Regions from separate parts of the Homo sapiens genome. Here region 2 is linked to region 1. The links are chromatin loops, found by intact Hi-C in ENCODE. Cell type or tissue: dorsolateral prefrontal cortex. All regions are shown on one strand.

What was found. Peaks named below come from ENCODE experiments on the same cell type or tissue, not always from the same donor. Only the 100,000 strongest peaks of a DNase experiment are listed, where the experiment ranks them.
Region 2: it touches region 1 in a loop (4-fold over the local background); 3 of 110 quality-filtered maps call a loop at or near these places.

What each region holds. Positions count from the first base shown.
Region 1 is chr11:7,142,750-7,145,249 of GRCh38, forward strand. No RefSeq gene overlaps it. Among named protein-coding and RNA genes, the nearest start is that of RBMXL2, 55 kb to the left of the region's middle. In dorsolateral prefrontal cortex, CTCF peaks have their summits at 1,350 and 1,553; no DNase peak of the experiment used is centred here.
Region 2 is chr11:7,650,652-7,653,151 of GRCh38, forward strand. PPFIBP2 (PPFIB scaffold protein 2) reads left to right here. Exons shown (of 24, transcript NM_003621.5): 22 at 189-314; 23 at 1,005-1,193; 24 at 2,373-2,500. Among named protein-coding and RNA genes, the nearest start is that of CYB5R2, 22 kb to the right of the region's middle. RefSeq lists an enhancer at 222-1,421. In dorsolateral prefrontal cortex, no CTCF peak of the experiment used is centred here; DNase peaks (open chromatin) are centred at 890 and 1,260; H3K27ac peaks cover 2,500 bases.

The sequences.
Region 1 (2,500 bases):
TCAAGTTGGTAAACAATTCAAATTGTGTATTGGAGTATATATTTGAATTGGTTAAAATTGGATACCAATTCAAATGTATACATTGGAGTAGATATTTGAATTGATAAACAATTCAAATTGTCTATTGAAGTACAGCAGATTGTCTTTCCTAATGTGGATGGGCCTCATCCAATCAATTGAAGATCTGAATAGAACAAAATGGCTAAGAAGGTACTCCTCCTGCTTGACTGCTTGAGCTGAGACATCAGGCTTTTCCTGCCTGCAGACTGTACCTAAAACACTCATTCTTCTTGGCTTTCAAGGCTGCAAGCTTTCAAACTGGATCTTGCACCACTGGCTCTCCTGGGTCTCAGCAACTGCAGATCTTGGAACTTCCCAGCCTCCATAAACATATAAGCCAATTCCTTTTAATAAGTCTTTCTCCATGTGTAAGTGCCTGCAAGGAAATACGGAGACTGAGCATGGACCCTCTCCTCAGAGAGTGTGGACAAAGCCAGCAGGAGAGAGTAATAAGAATATATATATAATATATACATATATTATACATATATATATGATACACACACACACACACACACACACACACACACACACACACACACACACACAGTTTACCAATTCAGTCATGTGCTGCATAACAAAGTCTTGCTCAATGACAGACTGCATATATGGTGGTGGTGTCATAAGATTATAATGGAGCTGAAAAATTCCTACTGCCTAGTGATGTTGTAGCTCTCATAGTATCATAGCATAACACATTACCTTTTCTGTATTTACATATGTTTAGATACACAACTACTACCATTGAGTTACAGTTGCCTACAGTATTCAGTACGGTAAAATACTGTACAGGTTTGCACCCTAGGAGGAATATGCCACAGCATTCAATCTAGGTATACAGTAGGCTGTACCATCTAGGTTTGTGTAAGTACACTCTGATGTTTGGACAACAATGAAATTAGCTAACAACACATTTCTCAGAACATATCCTTGCAATTAAGCAATAATATGACCATAACAGGATATATATATCCTGTTGGTTCTGTTTCTCTGGAGAATCTTGACTAATACAGGGTCGAATTCTTATAAATAAGGAGAAATTTTTTGCTGCTGTAAAAATTGCACAAAAGTGAAAGGGTCATATTAAATTTGGAAATAGAGATATGAAATATTTAACGTAGATATTCTAAAGATAAGAAAAATGATGATCATAGTTCTGTACCATGAGACTTTAAATTGAAAGTTGGCTTTGAAAGTATTGGAAAATTCTGACTTAAAAATACAAAATATACTAAGTAAAGAGAAAAAATAGAAGAGGCACATGAAGATGCTAAGAAGACTGTAGAGGGAGCTGTCTGATCAGCTTAGATACTAAAGGACAATCTAAGATGAAAGAAAAGAACACACAATCAAAGACTGCCTTACATGCACTATTCTCTGAGAAGTAACTTATTAAACATTTGTGTGAATAAAGCTGAAATAAAAGACAATTATGTTTAAGAATTGTGTCTAGAAAATTTGTGTTCAAATATGCTAGAATTGCAAAAAATGCTGTGTGGGAAAGAAAGGGTAGGGTGCTTTGTTTTTAGCCACTGGCAAAACTAAGAAAGAGCAGAACAGACCCTGCTTGAGGATCATGCTCTAATAAATATTTTTGCAGATGGAGAGAAAGTAGATGTCTCAGTCCTGGTTTGGTTCTGTCTTCTCTTTCAAGGTATAATATTGGGCTGGGAAGGACTCTGGACTTTTGAAAGAAGGAAAAGAGTGCAGAGGGAGAGTGGAACATCAGAGAGTTTCAGCTCATACCAGACCTAGAGTTTACAGTCCACCTTCTAAGAGTTTGCAAAGGGGATTCTTAATATATTCACAGTTTGGTCATTGAAATAATCATTTATTAAGCATTCTGTCCTATTCCTGTCACCAGGCCAGACACTGGGAATACAGATGAAGACAATACAATATAATTTCCTTGGGAGTTTGAAGAATTCCAGAGTATAGGACCACAGCTGGAGATGAGGAAATGTTCTGATTTCTCCTGGGGGAATGAAGTGTGTTCCCTGAATTAGTGGCTTCCTGGTTTTTAGACAATAAGGCTTCAAACCAGGTTGACACATCCCATGTCAAACATTTGGTGGGCAATAAAAGTGAGATTCAGTCTTCTGAGTCTATAACTCATCTTACTTTGATTCTGCTCTAGCCCCTAGTCCTTCTTCTTTGCTATGTCCTCCTAGCTTCTAGTCCTTAGCTTGGTCTCTTGGTTATAACTCTGTCCTCACTCTCTGACTAAAATACTGAATTGACTTTAATTCATTCATTTAATCAACAAATATTGACTGAATGTCTGTCATATGCCAGCCTTTATTCTAGATGCTGGGGATACACCAGTGAGTAAAACAATGTCTCTGTTTTAATGGGACTTACCTCTGGTACTGGTCAAAATATAAACTCTCTCTCTCCTTCTCCTTATTATATATATATATATATAATATATATTATATAT
Region 2 (2,500 bases), 510 kb after region 1:
GTGGGAGCTCTATTTCCTAGAAACTGGGGAGGCTGGTGCTCTGGCAGATGGGGTGGGTCACTAAGCTTGAGGGCCTTCTATTGTTGTGATGCGTCTGGGGCAGGGTTACTTACCGGGGCTGACTCCACAGAGGACCATGGTGGGACCTATTAAGCCTAACTTCCTCACTCTCCTTCTCCCTCTGACAGAGTAACCTTTCTCCTTCAGAAGTTGTACAGTGGTCCAACCACAGGGTGATGGAGTGGTTACGATCTGTGGACCTGGCAGAGTATGCACCCAATCTTCGAGGGAGTGGAGTCCATGGAGGCCTCATTGTGAGTGGCTCTCTGGCCTAGCCCACCTGCCTTGGTGCAAATGGGATATTCAGAAACTTATTTATTAAGGACAAGGCACAAAAGCTAACGAAAAAAAATAGGTACTTCATCTGGAGGTCTTGCATAATTTGATGTCTCAAAGTATTTTGATAACTTGTCCTTGAGAATTAATATACCTCATGGAAGCAAGATGCCTTCTGGCAGCACCTCCTTGGCATGAGACTTGAGGATTCTAGGTCGATGGGTTGCATGGAGACCAACGCTTACAAGGCGAGGGAACAGCAGGGCTGAGGAAGGGACGGGGAAGCCGTAAAAATGCAGCTTCCCACTTGCTGCAATAGGATCCCTATCACTACTCAGATCTGTCAGTGGCAAAGCCAGAGGGGAAATGAGGAAGTGTGGTGGCTTGGATGTCATCCAGAGAAGATCCTGAGAGACAGCCTCACCAAAGAGGTCCCAGTTCTCTGCTGGTCTGTGAAAACAAGGTGGTCAGTCAGCACATGTGCTAGTATGTGCTCAGAGCCAGGCCCTGTGCCAGCCAGTGAGTGGAGTGGGACTCAGAACAAGTGACTGAGCTCCTGTCCCTCCTCTGGAGGCACCCCCAGCCCCAACAGGCCAGTCTCTCAGCATCCTCCCCCTCGAGCCATTTGTATTTGCTCCTGGCCAGGCTTGTCTCTGGTTCCTTCTTAGATCCTGGAGCCACGCTTCACTGGGGACACCCTGGCTATGCTTCTCAACATCCCCCCACAAAAGACGCTCCTCAGGCGCCACCTGACCACCAAGTTCAATGCCTTGATTGGTCCGGAGGCTGAACAGGAGAAGCGAGAGAAAATGGCCTCACCAGCTTACACACCACTGACCACCACAGCCAAAGTCCGGGTGAGTTGCAGAGCCTTTCTGGGTGGGCCCTGGGCTGCCTCCTGGCCCTCACGCAGCACAGCACCTGGCGCGATGCCCACAGCCAGAGCAGCATGCGCAGCCTGGACAAAGAGGATCTTTCAGCTTCTGCTGTGGGCTTGTGGTCTGTGAGGCCAGTCTTTGTTAAGCCAGTTCTCCACCAGTTTGGAGTCCAAGGAAGACAGTGCAGGTTTCTTTACCTAGAAAATATGTGCAGGAAGCACCTATCCTCAGGTGGCTTAGAGCTCGTCCTCTACCCCACTGCTGCTGTGACTCACCTTGCAGAGCGGAAGCGCTCCGAGTCTGGCTTTCCTTCGGTCAGGCCTGCCTGCGTGCCGCAATGCCGTGGGATCTTGGTCAAAGCTGTCCTGCTGATATAGGAAGTGCTTCCAATGGAAGCTGGTTCCATTTGTCTTGTTTCGTGAAGTGGCCAGCACACAGATACCCAGAGGTCCCCAGGTCTTTCAAGCACCAACACTACTCACTGGGGCTCCCAGAATCCCACAAAGCCCTTTAGACCTGCCTGAGCCACAGCATCCTCAGACCACATTCTTCCCAGACTACAGACCAACAGGCAACCTCTGGAGGCCAGGCTGGTCCTATCCCTGGTAGTGTTGATGCTTCATGCCCAGCTACAACTCAGGCACAGACCTCCTTCCCCAGGGGAGCAAGACAGGAAGTATGTCTGGGGGAGTCAGGCAGAAACAGTGCTGGATGACGCTAGGGCAGGGAGCAACCTGGGGCTATCCTACGCGCCTTTAGATGGTGCCAGGTGCTGAGATGGGAAAGGGTTGGGGTGCCAGCAGCTGTGCTGAGGCAAGTTCTCTGTGCTTCGCCTCAAATGCAGACCTCAAGTACATTCTAAAGGAACTCCCAGTTCATCTATGGAAATAAGAAAGTCACTTTGGTGGGGCAGCCAGGCATGAGTTTCAGGCATAGTATTGGAGGGGCAGCTCTTATTGTTCAAGATTATTTACCTATTGGCCTTTCTGCAGCATAGAAATTGCTTCCAAGAGCTCTGTTTTGTTCAGAGTCTTTCTAGGAGCAGTTTACATTATTCCTCTCCTTGAGTGCCTGCTCTTAAATTTTAAGTATATTGTCAGTCATACCTGCACACTGCCTTGATTGCCTTCTCATAATCTTGCATTTTCTGTGTTTTAGCCAAGGAAACTAGGATTTTCACACTTCGGAAACATAAGAAAAAAGAAGTTCGATGAATCGACGGACTACATTTGCCCAATGGAGCCCAGTGACGGTGTCAGTGATAGTCACAGGGTCTACAGTGGCTA